2 separate regions of the Mus musculus genome follow, and region 1 is linked to region 2. Evidence: chromatin loops called from intact Hi-C (ENCODE). Cell type or tissue: heart. All regions are shown on one strand.

Evidence for each region. Hi-C counts contacts between places; a loop is a spot of excess contacts. Peaks named below come from ENCODE experiments on the same cell type or tissue, not always from the same donor. Only the 100,000 strongest peaks of a DNase experiment are listed, where the experiment ranks them.
Region 1: a loop joins it to region 2, with 5 times the contacts of the local background. A loop is called at or near these places in 5 of 42 quality-filtered maps.

Annotation. Positions count from the first base shown.
Region 1 is chr5:148,234,755-148,242,754 of GRCm38, forward strand. Mtus2 (microtubule associated tumor suppressor candidate 2) reads left to right here. Exons shown (of 15, transcript NM_001359503.1): 7 at 1,512-1,723. Among named protein-coding and RNA genes, the nearest start is that of Gm46928, 89 kb to the left of the region's middle. In heart, CTCF peaks have their summits at 2,055 (motif pointing right) and 4,558 (motif pointing left); no DNase peak of the experiment used is centred here; H3K27me3 peaks cover 522 bases.
Region 2 is chr5:147,414,555-147,422,554 of GRCm38, forward strand. D5Ertd605e (DNA segment, Chr 5, ERATO Doi 605, expressed) reads left to right here and starts at 4,066. Exons shown (of 3, transcript NR_033625.2): 1 at 4,066-4,147; 2 at 6,076-6,242; 3 at 7,678-8,000. In heart, CTCF peaks have their summits at 1,066 (motif pointing right) and 3,969 (motif pointing right); a DNase peak (open chromatin) is centred at 4,027; H3K4me3 peaks cover 182 bases.

The DNA.
Region 1 (8,000 bases), 820 kb after region 2:
TGTGGGGACAGCATGTCTCTGTGCCTCAGTGGAGGGATGGTGGTCTTGCGCGCGCCCTGACTCGCCAGCAAGAACGACACTGCAACAGGACCCATCTGCACACGTTTATTGGGAGAGCTTGATTGCAGAGGCGAAGAGACCCCAAGCCCAGAACTGATGCTGCTTATATAGGCCTAGGAGAGGCGTGTCTCACACCCAGATTGGTTATGCATGGGTTATGCTTACCACCTCATTTGCATGCCTACATCTGATTGGTTAACTTCTCTCTCATCTGATTGGTTAACTTGTCTCTCATCTGATTGGTTAATTCTCAAAATCTCATCTTGGCAAAAAACTTTACTGCCTATGTATGCGTGGTGGCCAACGGTAGCCAGCGCCACCCTGCAACGGCACATGTGGCTTCCCACATGGTGGTCCATAGGTACTTAGCCATGATGACCTTGTCTAGCATAAACTCTTGCCTGGGGCCGTTCCTTCCTCAAACTTCAGCCCCAAAGGCCCCTCTTCTGAACCTCCCTAACTCCGCCCCCCGGCCCCAGGCAAACTTCCGGGTTCATTCTGTAAGCTACCTTCCGGTTCATCAAGTGAGCTATGTCGCCTCCCATGTGCCTCACTGGAGCCTTGTGAGTAGTGTGGGGAAGGACAGTTTCTTTTACACAGCAATGGGAACAGAGGGTGACTTCCCACAGGTGGTGAACCACCTCACAACTCTGGAAAGATCACTCTACTCGCTATGTAATGAAGATTAGAAGCTGGATGCCGGTGGGAGCCTCAGACCAGATTGGTGGCTGTGGGCATGATATGAAGTCACATTGGGGGCCCCAAGACATTGGTGCAATGGGAACTAAGCCCCAGAAATAGATGTTATCACTTGACCTTGACGGTGAAGAACAAGGTCATGAGAGGAGCAGGAAAGGGCAGGGAGGGACTTGCAGCATGATTCTCTGATACTAAGGGAGGAGCCGCCATGCTCGCTGAAGCCCGACTTCTACAAGAGCTGATTCTCGATTGATTTCCCAGTAGACATTTCAGGGTGGTAAGGACATAAAATAGATTCAATAAAGAAAGTATAAAATGTAATGTGAAACCCGACAGCGTCCTCCTCCAATGCCGACTCTAACTGTAAGTTCATTATGAGGAAGCAGGCTGTGGGTCTGGCTGCTTTTGCTGTCCGATGCTTTTATTTACAAGGTTTTCATAATAATGTTTATAAATTGTTTAAATCCCTCTAAGGAACAAGAAAGAAAGAAAAACTTTCCAAGCAGGCCTTAAAGAAATGGAAGCTGAAAGAAATTTGGTGGTGTGTTTGTTACTGTTTTCTAAGCATAAACTTGGCACTTGAAACTGTGTAAACAAAATAAATAATTTAAGTCCCTGCCTATTTTGTCTGTTTAATACTTAAAATGACTAACCAGGGGCAGTCCCTTCCCTGTCCCATGGGCGTGGGGAGCTTCCGTGACAGAATGCAGTTGAACGGAATACCCCCAGTGACTCCCTTCCTTTCTTCACAGGGTACCCAAAGCAGAGGACCTCAGCTCCTCGAAATGAGTTCCCACCCAAGCCTGACCTGCAGGCCCGGGAGGCGGAGCGGCAGCTGGCCCAGCGACTGCGGGACAGGTGTGAGTGGCAGGCCAGGCAGCTGGGTCTGGCTCGAAGGGAGCTGAAGAAAGCCATCCAAGGCTTCGACGCCCTGGCTGTCTCTACTAAGCATTTCTTTGGAAAGGTGAGGCTGTGTCTGTGAATGTTTACGGGTGCTTGAACTAACGATGGGCGTTGGGAAGTGTGTGTGGTATTAGGGTTTGGGGCTAGAGTGGAGGCGTGTTGGTCCTGTGGAATCTCCTGCAGCATTCTAGAATATTCCAGGAGCCCAGACCTCGCCGGGAAAAAAAAAAAAAACTAGTCTAAAAAGAAGAATAAGTCACCTTGATTACCAAAGAGAAAGGTGGGCCGCAAAAGGAAGAAGAAATACAGAGGACTTGAAGAGCAGACATTGCTGCTGAGGGGAAATTTACCCAGGCAGGCCTGAGGGGCATCCTCCTCTGAGCCCTTCAGCATGGGCTCTAGAGGGCGCTCTCCGGATCACTGCTTCTCTAGAAATGCAGAATGCTGGTTCCTTGTCACTGGAGGGCTGGCGTCTGCTGGATGCGAAGGTTGTGTCCGAGGGTGAGAGGGAGGGTTTACTTTGGAGATTTGAAAATGATGCCATCCTTGGGGGTGGGGGGTGTGGAAGACAGGGAACGGGGTGGGTGATTGGGCAGGCAGGCGAGTGAAATGTCTTATGCTGACTGGCTCTCTCAGGAACTACTCTATGGGAATGGAGGCAGACATGAATTCTTTTTCCGAGGCCCCCCTTCCGCAGTACCTGGGCTATCACATTTCAGTGGGAGGTTTTGGAGGATCAGCCACACTCAAACCCTAGCAACCCAACCGGTGAGCGCTCTGAGCTCCCGTTTGTTGTTTGTTGGCCTCGTGGTGCCTAGAAACAGGAAGATGTAAAAGTACCGTATCAGTGCCTCCCCAGGAAGAAGGGGAAGTGCCTACCTCTCTAGCTAATTTCAGGTCAGTAAAACAGGACATTAAGTTCCACGGTGTACAGCATTTCTTCCTTGGTCACCTGAGCTGCACTGTACGGGGGTTCTGTGCCCTTCTGTCCTCTCCCTGCCCTCGTGTGCAGAAACCCAACCTGCTCGTTGTTCTCTCAGTCTTTTTGTTTGTTTGTTTGCTGAAAGCTGTTAGCACAGTCACCTGCCGATCTGTTGTTTTGGGGGGGTGGCCAGCTACATGGATAGCTGCTCAAATTCATTTGTACCAAGATTCCAGCCTCTTCCGAAACTAAGAACTGTCACACCAGCAACGAATGATCAATTTAGATTCCCCATGTTTTGGACTGGTGGTATTGGTGTCAACAAAGAGTTAACAAGTATCTACAGTCTATTCCTATACGAAAGATAAAAGTTACAAATGCATCTTTGAGATTTCGTGTCTCAAAACCATGACACTTCTAGGATGCTTGTCCTACAGAAGGAGTGGATAGTTTCCCTTTGGTTGTATACAGACTTTTCATGGACTGTCAAATCTTCAATAGAAAAGGAAATAAGGTGTGTGCTGAACCTTGAGCTACAGTTACACTGTGACACTACCTGCCTAGGCTCCTCTTTGCTGAGCTGGGTAGTTATAGTTACACTGTGACACTACCTGCCTATGGCCCACGTGGCCTCCTCAGTGTGGCACCAAAGCCTTGATGATTGTTTCCTAGGATCACATCCCAGGGCACTGGTGGATTCTTTGAAAAGTTAAACCTTATGATACCATAGCAGGTAAGAAGCCGATGTGCCAGAATTAAGGCTCCACCCGCATAGTTTTGCAGTTCTCTGCCTCAGAAAAACTCTTTGCTGACCACAAGTTGCTTTCTTCCATGGCACGCACAAGGCTGTTCAGTTAGAAGCCCAGTAGGGCTATCCCCATATAGCCCATAGCCTGCTGAGCAGCAAAGGTGTGTGTGTGTGTGTGTGTGTGTGTGCCGTTATCCCTGATGTGTGTGGCCTTCCTGCTGCATGCCTCTGGGCACCTCTCCACTTCTGATAGGACAGATGCTGCTTCTTTGTAAGGTCATCGTGCGGATGTAGTGAATTGATGGGTAAAGGCACGTCACGGGAATACTTAGGAATGGTCTTCTGTGAGAGCAAGGAAAACCACTTTATGGGTCCTGCTCTCAGTAGGGATTAGACATGTATGACGTGCGGGCAGTGGACACTAATCCTGGCCACTTAGCTCTCATTACACAGGTCATATGTCCCTGGTTTGATGTTTGAAATATGAAATGTTCCAACACCTGAAACCTTTTGAGGACTGACAGGGCACAAGTGTGAAATCCCACACTGGAGCTTCTAAGACTGGCTGCACCTTTAAAACATTGTATAAACTTACCTCTATCTTATGCTTAGAGAGTGAAGAATCTCAAATGCATCTCATGTTCAGACTTGGATCCCATCCCGAAGAAAACTCATGTACACTATAAAAACATTCCCAGTTCTAAAGCAAAAAAGGAAATATTTCCATCCCCTATCGTTATGAAAAAGGGATACTGTCTCTTTATATACAACGGTGGTTTGGCTGGTCTAGTGAGTTCAGTTGCTGTAGTCAATTTTTCCTGAGTGTTGAATGTATCTTGAAGGGCATACTGGAAATTCAGCTCATCACTGGGAACATCGGAGCTCAGATAGACTCCCTGTCCTGGTAGAATAATGGTGAAAATTGTCAGCTCTGACAGCCTCAGCCCAGAGCCCAGGGATTCTGAAACGCCACGCTTAGGTGCCAACATAGCCTCACACCTGCCTGACCTAACAGCTCTGTCCTTGCAGCCAGTCATGTTCCTCAACAGGCAAAGCAGGCCTTCCAACAAAGGGGAGAAAAAAAGCAAAAAAAAAAAAAAAAAACCCAAAAGGCCATGGTTGCAAACCTCCAGGGATGTGGTGATGAGTGTGACCCTCCTGGGCTCACTTCCCAGGGTCTCACTGACAAGCTGGAATCCTTTGCTTGTTGTTCATCCAAATGCTACCCTGTATCACCCTCTGGTGGTAAGTTCATGAAATAGCATAGACAGTGGTCCTTGACAACACAGAATGCTTCACATTCTTAAACATGTGGCCTTGTTTATTTCCATTTTATTTGTTTGTTTGGTTGGTTGGTTGGTTTGGTTTTTCTGTATAGCCCTGTATGTCCTGGAACTCACTCTGTAGACCAGGCTGGCCTCGAACTCAGAAATCCGCCTGCCTCTTCTTCCCAAGTGCTGGGATTAAAGGCGTGCGCCACCACACCTGGCTTCCATTTTATTTTTAATACAATGCATTATATTGACTCAATATCTTAGTATTTGTTTTTCTTTTATAGTTAGCTCCAAATGTGGTGGTAGACTGTGAGTTTTGCTTGTTAGTTCTTATAGATTAGGCAGAAAAGGCGTGGGACTTGATGCCAGTGAAGTGTCTCTGTGGGTCTTCCATGTTTGTTATTACTGAATACCTGAGGCAATTCTGAGATGTATACCAGAGAAGAAAACGTTCATGTCACAAGCCAGGGAGCAAAAGGAGAAAGAAAAGGGTTTTTGAGGCCCCACGGTCTGCCTCAGGGGAACCACAATACCTCTAGGCCTTTGCCATCACAAAGGATCCTCCACCTCCCCACAGTGCCCCATAGTTCCCCAGTCTGCAGCAAAGCTCAACTGTTAGCTCCACCCCACTGTTACCTGGCAACAGCCAGGCAGGCCTGACTCACTATAAAAGGGGCTGCTTGCCCCCTCCTCCCTCTCTTGCTCCCCCTCTCTTCCCATTCCTTTCCCTCTCTCTCCATGTGCTCATGGCTATGGCCTGCCTCTACTTCCCTACTCTCTCTCCCTCTCTCTGCCTTTCTCTACCTCTACTTCCCTCTTAGCTCCCCTCCCTATGACCTGAATAAACTCTATTCTATACTATACCGCCATGTGGCTGGTTCCTCAGGGGGAAGGGATGCCTCAGCATGGGACACCTCCTTCCCCCACACCTCACCACAGTCCCATAGAACATATCCCCTACCTCTTTATCTTTCTATATACACATCACCAACCATAACTCATTTTCCTCTAAGCTAGTTCCAAAGAATATAATAATGTCATTGCATTTACTGTCTTTTATTATGGAAACAGACTCTTGTTTTTCTCTCTTTAAGATTTTTTCTCTCGTGCATTCTGTATCAACTGCAGTGAAAACGAACTCTAAATACAAAAGAGAGGAAGAAACAAAAACTTAAATCCCCATAGTTATATTTAAAATTTATTAGTATTCTACTCTACTAGTTTTGTGTATTTTTTAAAGATTTATTTATTTGTGTATGAGTGCTCTATCTGCATGTACGCTCCACTGCCAGAAGAGGGCATCAGATCCCATTACAGATGGTTGTGAGCCACCATGTGGGTGCAGGGAACTGAACTCAGGACCTCTAGAAGAGCAGTTAGTGCTCTTAACCACTGAGCTATCTCTCCAGCCCAGATTTGTATGTTGTTTTTAATATATTTCACCTGAAACAGCGGAGGCTCTTGGGCTACTGCCTCTGCCATGTGAAAGGGTCCATGGGCGACTTGGAAATTTTGAAAGTAGGCAGGGCTCACAGATAACAGCTGAGCCCCTGTTGACTGACTGACGGTCAATGCCTGAGAGTCTGGAGATATTGTTCCAACCCTCACCGAATTCTTCCAGCTGTTATAGCTATCATCCTTGTGTGACATTTGGGGAAACTGAGGGAAATGCAGGTCTCTAAGGACAACATAATGAGAACAAAGTGGAGCCAACAGTCTTTGCACCGTATATTAATGTCCCTTCCCCTACCAGCCCTCCCCGTGCTTCCCTGTACGTGAGACAGGGGGCAGAGAAAACATAATCACAAACAGTGAGGTAGTAATTAAAAGCTGGATAGTTACACCTGATGCTCGCCGGAAATGCCCTAAGGCCATTTTGTCCCGTTGCCCTTAAAACAGACCAAGTGAGATACAGTGTTCTGAGGAGTCGTTGGGAATGGGGCGGGGGTGTGCAGGGGTCGGAGAGCCACAAGATCTGGGATGAGTGTAGAGGGAAGCCGAGCAGACTTGTCTGCCTCCCAGGTAGAGGGATCCTCTCCCTTTTTCCAAGCTCTTGGTGAATCATTGCTAACTTCAGAATACAGTTCTCACCTTGGGCGCTGTTTGAAAGCACAACACCCCTCGGTGAGGACGGCTGGCTCCTCTTGGAGGAACCTCCCTTGTGTCTTCATTAAGGCCTCACAGCACCTGCTCCTCTCTCCAGTCTTCAGTCGAGCAAAGGGGAGAAGATGGAGGAATCTTTCCCCAAGCAAGTGTTTGCTAGCTCTCGCTGTTCCGGGCAGTGGGATTTTAAATTAGGGCTTCATCAGATGAGCCCACTCTGAAGGCAAGAGAGAAGGTGTATTCCACCAGCGGAAGGACATCCCGTTCCAGGGGCTCCTCCCTCCCTCTCCCCCGCCACAACCCCATGTGTGTTCCCCATGGAAGCAGAAGCAGCCAGATGCTTGTGGGTCCCTGGATCTGGCACCACAATGCTTTGCACCTTCCACCTTGTTAACAGCCATTATCTTCTCATTCTTTAATTTGCCCCAAGTAGCCAAACCCTGAAAGATTCGGAATGTGAGTACTTCTAGTTTGGTTGGCCTGTCTGACATCCATGCTGACAATGGCAGAGAGCATTGTGGGAGCTTTTAGTGAAGTGGTCCACGCGGGCAAACTGATGACTGCCTGGTGCAGCAATACAGGAGGCCTGTGTCCTACCTGTGTCATAGAAGTGGAAAGAGTTACTAAGTTTCCCTGGCTCCTTAAAAGCTGGCAGCAGAACTAAGCTGTCCATTCAGAACTAAGCCTGAGAGACGCAGCAACGGCACCACCTAGTGGGCACTGTCTGCAACTGAACGTCTGTGCTCTGAAAAGTCTCATCAGTGTTACCTTTTCGTCAGAGGAATTATAGAGAGCAAGAGAGTGTTTTCTCTATAGTCACTGACCGTGGGACACAGACCTGCTTATTCCACAAACTTAATTGTAACTAAGTTTCAAATAGGAAACACACAGATCTTTTCTTCTTTCTTCTTGATCCTGATAATCAAATCACTAAGACAGCAAGATATATGGGCATCACATGCCGTTCACCTAGGGGTCACTTTGTGAAAGCAGTTATATATTGCACAAACCTGCAATCAGATGACCCACACCTGTAAATCCAGTATCCGGAGAGAAAAAAGGCAAGAGATGGAAGACAGGCCAAAGAGGTTAATTCAGCTATATCAATAACCACTTTAAATGAGAATAGCTTGAACCCCAAAAGACACGGGTAGTCAGAAGTTATTTAATGAATCCAACTATATGGTAACTGCAAGAACCTCAATTTAAACATAAAAATCAGTAAATGGGTGAGAAAGATATACTATGCTAGCACTATTAAAGAAGAGGCAGAATAAATATATAATTTAAT
Region 2 (8,000 bases):
AGACATGGTATCATAGTGCACCGATTACAGCCAAGAAGCAACATAGAAACTACTGTGAAGTCTGCTTGGAATTGGAGTCTACAGTACACAAGCTGATAGTCAAAGTGTATCATGAAGACAAGGGCCTTATTTAATACCAAAAGAGGTATCACCCCAAATAAGAGATCTATCTTAACATAGAAATATGAAAAAGAAGGTAACAGGGTCTCTCTAAAGGCCCACAGCTTTCTACAAATGGATCCCAAGGATACTGAAGTGAACAGAATCCTGCAGAAAGGCTAGAAAAGCGTCATGCTAACAGCTGTCAGTGTGTTCAAGCAAATGAATGGCTGACTGGATTAAGGAAGACAGTGCAAGGCATACAGGAGACATTCCGGAAGAGACAAAGACTCTGAAGAAAATAAGCAAGAAAATATATAGTTCTGTGTTTTTGTTTGTTTGTTTTAATCAGGGTCTCACTATGTACTCACAGAGATCCCCCAGTCTCTGCCTCCCTCCTGAGTGCTGGGATTAAAGACATGTGTCACCACCCTCAGCTGCCATCCCAGCATTTGGGAGGTGGAGGCAGGGGGATCAGAAGTTAAGGGCCAGCGTTCACTTTGAAGCAAGTTTCTGGCTGACCTGGGCTACAGGAAACACTGCCTCGACTAATGAAGAAATCTTGGAACTTCAAATCTCAATGAATCAAATAAAAGCTGGAGGCCTCACCAAGAGACGAAGGACAGAGTATGAGAGAGAACCTCAGGGACCACAGACTAAGTTGAAGGATTCACACCTTCACACACACAAATGAAGGATAGGGAAAGAGTGAAAAGAACATACAAGGACCTATGGGACGCCACTAAAGACTGAACTTACCATCACAGTCAGAAGAACTACTGACTAAAGCCATAGGAAACGTAATCAGCAAATTCTCCAAATCGTCTGGCTTTATGTCCAAACCAGGAGACATAAAGCCAGGTAGAGGAAGCGTTTATTATCCCAGTGGACACAACTAGAAAAGAACCCGTAGACATACTATAATTAATTAATAGCTGTGCCTGCTCAAGTGAGTACGCTAGAGAGGTGAAGGTAATGGTACAGCAGATGGCAGTAAACCCCACAGGATCATTGGGGAAGAGGTTGAAAAGCAAATGCCAGTGCCTTAGAAAACGACAGCTCTCTCTCTCTCTCTCTCTCCCTGTCTCTCTCTCTCTCTGTGTCTTTCTCTGTGACTCTGTCTCTCTGTCTCCCCCCCACCCCCCGCCCCACACATACATACCTATTACCCATGGAATGGAAACATGATGATGTAAAGAAACTTAAACAAGGTGACAATAATCAAAGAGAGCACAGCATTATGGAAAAGTCTCCAACAGAAGCCCCGACAGGAAAGATCCACGCCCAAATCTTGTCAGACCTTTAAAGAAAAGCTAGTATCAGTGCTCCTCAAACTATCCTGCAAAACAGACACTGAAAGAATGTTTCCAAACTCCAATCTACAAAGCTGCTATTACACTGTTAAAAACCTGATATAATAACATCCTCAACAAAACTATGTAACAATACCCTTCATAAATACAGTGGCAAAATTCATCAATTAAGATACTTGGAAACAGCCGGACTTGAAAACAGCCTGGCATGGTGGTGCACGCCTTTAATCCCAGCGCTCGGGAGGCAGAGGCAGGCGGATTTCTGAGTTCTAGGCCAGCCTGGTCTACAAAGTGAGCTCCAGGACAGCCAGAGCTATAAAGAGAAATCCTGTCTCGGAAAAAAAAAAAAAAAAAGAAAGAAAAAGAAAAAAAGAAAAAAAAGATACTTGGAAACAAAGAAACAAACAAAAAGAGATGTTTGGGACTATGCTAGGCAGTGGTGTTGGATATCTATCATTCTCTTAATCTCAGCCCTCCAGGGGCAGAGACAGGTAGAGCTCTGCTCTACAGAGTTCCAGGAAAGCCAGGGCTACACAGAGAAACCCTGTTTGAAGAGAGATAGAGGAAAAAAAAGATGCTTGGAAACATATTAATAACTCAGACATGATAATCAAGTTGGTTTTAGCCCATGGATGGTTCATCATGACAATAAGCATAATATAAAACACATTAAAAATCAGGGATAAAAGTTACTTGAAATCATATTATCTCAGTGGATGTTCAAAAAACCTTGATATTTATTGCTTAACATTCCTTCATTATAAAAGCCCTGAAAACCTCAGTAAGGAGGCTCTTGTCTCTTGTCTTACTTAGGTTTCTATTGCTGTGATAAATACGGTAACCAAAAACAACTTGAGAAGGAAAGGGTTTATTTCGTCTTACAGGGTGTTATTATCCAGAGAAGTCAGGACAGAAACTCAAAGCAAGACCCTGGTCACAAGACAAGGGAGTAGGCTCAGACAAGAATTTGGCCTTGGGCTAGGACAAGGCTCAAGATGAATACAGCTGGGGAATGTACAGTATTCCTCGTAATGCCTCAGCCTCATAAACCCCTAGACACAGTGACCACGTGGCTCTGTTTATTGCCTTGTTTATTCCTTGACTAGACTACTTTGCCTTTGATCTAGAACTAACCCTACTCTTTGCATATACCTAGAGTGGTATAATCAGACTGGGGGGCGGGGAAGCCCTGGTTAGGCCCTGGCTGGGGTCATGTTATAATGTTGTCTAATAGTCTTTTTTTTTTTTAATCCTTACTCCCTCCCTCAAGACCCTGTTGACTGACTGGGCTGGCTTGGTCAGGTATTTCAAATTTTAGGCAAAGCAAATTCGGCATGAGAACACAATAAGGATACGGACAGGAAAGGGAGGACAAGTCACCCCTGTTGCAGAAGGCATGACTCTATACTTAGCAGACCCTAAGGACTCCACCAGAGGACTGTAGAGTTGATAACTCTGGTGAAGCAGCAGTATTCAGAAATCAACATCTTTCACACACCAGTAATGAGTTTATGGAGAACTAGATCAAGAAAACAACCCCATTCACAATACCAGGAAAAAGCCAGACATGCAGGGGTAGCTCAGTGGTAAAGCAGTTGTCCACTGTGTACAAAGCCCTGGGTTCCATCCCTAATGAAACCAAAAGAAAACACTTAGGAGTCAACTCAACAAAAAGCCTTTGGTAGTACCTCCCTCACACCTTCAATCCCAGCACTGGGGATGCAGAGGCAGGTGGATCTCTGTGAGTTTGAGGCCAGCCTGATCTACAAACAGAGTTCCTGGCCAGCCAGGGCAACAGAGGGGAAACCTGTCTCAGATAACAACAAGAATAACAACAGCAACTTAACCAAAGAGGTGAAACTTAGCATTGAAGAATTAAAGAGCAAAATTAAAGATGACATTAGAAGATGGAAACACCTACTTTGTTCATGGATCAGATGGAATGGCTATACTTATAGGGAAAAAAATCCTAAAATTTTTATGGACTCCAAATTGTCAAAATAACAGAAAGAAGAAATACCTGACTTCATACACACTACAGAACCACACTAACAAAACTCGCCTGGTTTATGCAGAAAGCAAACATATGTATGAATGGAACAGAACATCCCTAAGAGAAGACATATACCAACAGGCCCAGCTCTCTGATTCTTGTTAAAAGTGTCCATGCCCAAAACAGATGTTGTATAAAACTTCAACAAATGGGGTTGGGGAAATAGGGTGTTCACTTGGACAAGGGATCTAGATAATCTGTCTGTCTCTCTCCTAAGTCAACTCAAAATGGATGAAATGCTTCCTGTGGTTTGTATATCAAATGCTCCCACCTCAGCAACTCCCTACACACACACACACACACACACACACACACACACACACACACACACACACAATGAGTTCCTGTGGTTTGTATATCAAATGCTCCCACCTCAGCAACTCCCTACACACACACACACACACACACACACACACACACACACACACACACACACAAAATGAGTTAGGCTCATGTGTTTCCACTCTGCCTCCAGCTGGTGGCGCTGTTATGACTCTTGGAGGAGGTGCAGCCTTGCTGGACAAAGTGGCTCCCAAGGAGCCAACTTTGAGGTCTTATAGCCCAGCCCCATTTCCTGTTCTCGGCTTCCTGACTGCTGATGAATGTAACTAGCTGCCTCACGATCCCTCACGATCCTTCCTGCGGGCTCCTTTCCCTGCCATGGCATGGCCCCTCTTAAACTGTAAGTCATAGAACCCTTGCTACTGTAAATCACTTCTGGTCAGGTATTTAGGCACAGCAATGAGAAAATAGCAAATTAAATACCCTTTAAAACAGTGTTGCATGCATGCATGCATGTGCATGTGAAGACCTGAGGTTGATGTTGAGAATTTTGCTGTTTCTCCTTACCCTATTCGCTGAGGCAGGACTGCTCAGTCAACCCTAGAGCTCTGTGATACGTCTTGTCTCACTAGGCAGCTTGCTCATTTCCCATTTCGTCAGGATTGACATGCTAGATTACTGCATTAGAAGTTCTAACCGACTCATCACACCGACTGCTGTTAAACACAGGGACAGCAGATGCCCAGGGCATACAGTTCATGGTTTTATTTGTCTTAAACTCTTAGTGTCAGCTGTGCTTATTACAATTCCATAATTCTATTAAATCGCATAACAGTGGCATTTAAAAAAAATCTTAAATTTTGAAAGTATTAGAACAAAATGGGAAACTCACTAAGCTGTAGGTCCAAGCAGCAATTTCATAAACAGAACTCCAATAGCTCAGGAAATAAAAGGAAGAATTTATAAATGGAACAAAATAAAAAAGTTCCTCCTATATACATACAGGAATAAGTGAATAAATGAATCTTTTTATCAATTTTTTTTGTTTTGTTTTTTGTTTTTTGTTTTTCGAGACAGGGTTTGTGTAGCCCTGGCTGTCCTGGAACTCATTCTGTAGACCAGGCTGGCCTCAAACTCAGAAATCCGCCTGCCTCTGCCTCCCAAGTGCTGGGATTAAAGGCGTGCGCCTCCACGCCTGGCTCAGATGAAAGGTTTTCAACATTTCAGCAACACATACACCGTGTCTTGGAAATGACTGATACAACTTGTGCTAAATAGGATTCAACTTATAGTTTACTGATTTTTGAATATACCACGTGTGTGTAGGTGTCCCTGGAAGCTGGAAGAGCCTGTCAGATCCCCTGGAGCTGGTTTTAGGCAGTTGTGAGCTGCCTGACATGGGTGCAGAGAACTTTAATGCAGGTTCCCGGCGAGAGCAGCCACAGTTGAAACTGCTGAGCCATATCTCTAGCCTCTAGCTTATTACTTAGAACAAACAAACAAACAACAAATAAACACGGGCATTAAACGTCATGGATTGCTTTTTTCTGAAACCATTGGAGCCTTCTCTTATGCTGTTAATGTGATGGTTGGTACTGATTTTCAACTGTCAAGTCATGCTTACATTCCTGGGGTACACTCATCTTTCATTGTGTTTTATTCAATTTTATAGTCATTTACTTTTCCATTTATATCTAAACAATATAGTAAAACAGACTTTGGTGGTATAGCCAGGGCTAGGCTAGAAACTCACTGGTCAGTCTAGGCTGACCTCAAGTCAGAGCTCCTTCTTATTGAACTCCTAGGTGCTGGATTTCAGACAGGAGCTCCTATTCCTTGGTCAAAATTCATTCATTCTGTTAGATTTTTTTCAATGAATAAGTTCTATTAACTTGGTGTTTATTGACTATTGGTTCTGTGTATTAGTAATATCTGGGTTACATATATTTTTCCCCCTGATGTCATTACTTATTTTTAGTCTCATTCCTAATCCATTCATTTAAAGTTGTTTTTCTTCCTTTTCTTTCTTTCTTTTTTTTTTCTGAGACAGGGTTTCTCTTTATAGTCCTGGATGTCCTGGAACTCACTCTGAAGACCAGGCTGGCCTTGAACTCAGATATCTACCTGCCTCTGCCTTCCAAGTGCTGGGATTAAAGGCGTGCGCCACCACTGTCCGGCTAAAGTTACTTTTCTTATAGTCTTTAACAGTATTTCATAAGAATGGACATGTACGTTAAATTATCTTTTAAAAATATTTTCTAGTTCTATTATTTTTTTCTTAGCCTCTTGGGTTATTTAAAGGTGTGTTTATTTTGTTTTGTTTTTCAGACATCATGCAGCTCTGACTGGCCTGGAACTCTGTCTGTAGACCAGACGGGTCTCAAATTCACAGCCACACACCTGCCTTTGCCTCCTCAATGCTGGTCTCTTTCACAACGATTATTTTTTCATAGTTTTTGCTGCTGGAATCCAACACACCACCTTGAGCATGCTAGGTAAGCTTCCTACCGCCATCTAATTACCAGCTCTACTACTATTCACTTATTTATAAAACATTCTTTTCTGTGTATGAATGTTTTGCCTGCATATGTTTGTGTATCATTTGTATGCAGTGCCCTCTGAGGCCAGGAGGAGGTGTGGGATCCTATTACAGACAGTTGTGAGCTGTCATGCAGATGCTGAGAATTGAACCTGCTTCTTGGAACGGCAGCCAGTGCTTTGAACTGCGGTGTCCTCTCTCCAGTGCTTTGAACTGTGGTGCCCTCTCTCTAGTGCTTTGAACTGCGGTGCCCTCTCTCCAGTGCTTTGAACTGCCGTGTCCTCTCTCCAGTGCTTTGAACTGCGGTGCCCTCTCTCCAGTGCTTTGAACTGCGGTGCCCTCTCTCCAGTGCTTTGAACTGTGGTGCCCTCTCTCCAGTGCTTTGAACTGCGGTGCCCTCTCTCTAGTGCTTTGAACTGCTGTGTCCTCTCTCCAGTGCTTTGAACTGCGGCGTCCTCTCTCCAGTGCTTTGAACTGCCGTGTCCTCTCTCCAGTGCTTTGAACTGCGGCGTCCTCTCTCCAGTGCTTTGAACTGCTGTGTCCTCTCTCTAGTGCTTTGAACTGCTGTGCCCTCTCTCCAGTGCTTTGAACTGCGGCGTCCTCTCTCCAGTGCTTTGAACTGCCGTGTCCTCTCTCCAGTGCTTTGAACTTCGGTGCCCTCTCTCCAGTGCTTTGAACTGCGGTGCCCTCTCTCCAGTGCTTTGAACTGTGGTGCCCTCTCTTGAGTGCTTTGAACTGCGGTGTCCTCTCTCCAGTGCTTTGAACTGCTGTGTCCTCTCTCCAGTGCTTTGAACTGCTGTGTCCTCTCTCCAGTGCTTTGAACTGCTGTGTCCTCTCTCTAGTGCTTTGAACTGCGGTGCCCTCTCTCCAGTGCTTTGAACTGTGGTGCCCTCTCTCGAGTGCTTTGAACTGCCGTGTCCTCTCTCCAGTGCTTTGAACTGTGGTGCCCTCTCTCCAGTGCTTTAAACTGCGGCGTCCTCTCTCCAGTGCTTTGAACTGCTGTGTCCTCTCTCTAGTGCTTTGAACTGCTGTGCCCTCTCTCCAGTGCTTTGAACTGCGGTGCCCTCTCTCCAGTGCTTTGAACTGCCGTGTCCTCTCTCCAGACTCCCTATTTTCTTTTAAAGTTTGATTGTTGACATTATTTTCTATTCCAGGCCCACTGTAATTAGAAATAATGTGTGTGGGGTTCAGGAGATGCTCAGAGGTAAAGAGCACAGTTGTTCTTGCAGAGGACCTGGATCCAGGCCCCAGCACCCACATCTGGTAGCTCAGAACCCACTATTACTCCAGTTCTTGGGGTTCTGACATCTATGGGCCTTGGTAGATACCTGTACAAACAGACAAACATACAGTTAGAAATATGTTTTAAAAATCTATACCTGTCTTTAAAGGGTGGACTTCCTTGAGCTGTTGGTCACAAGAATACAGGCAACTGCCACTGATGTTGGTTGCCCACCGGAGCTGGAAGGTGGCTGATGATTTCATACGCCTTGTTCGCCAGACATACAGAAACTCAAGTGGAACTGAGCTGGAGGCTTCATCTCTGCTGGCTCACGTTTCCAGTGGGAGCTATGCAGGCTGCAGCGGGAGAACTGTCAGCCACAGTCTCACTCAGCAGTGAATTCTGGGTGCAAACACTACAGACCAGCCAGAGATGTGCCTACTTGTACAGCAGGGGCAAGTCTATTATGGGGGACAACCCACTGTTTTCTGA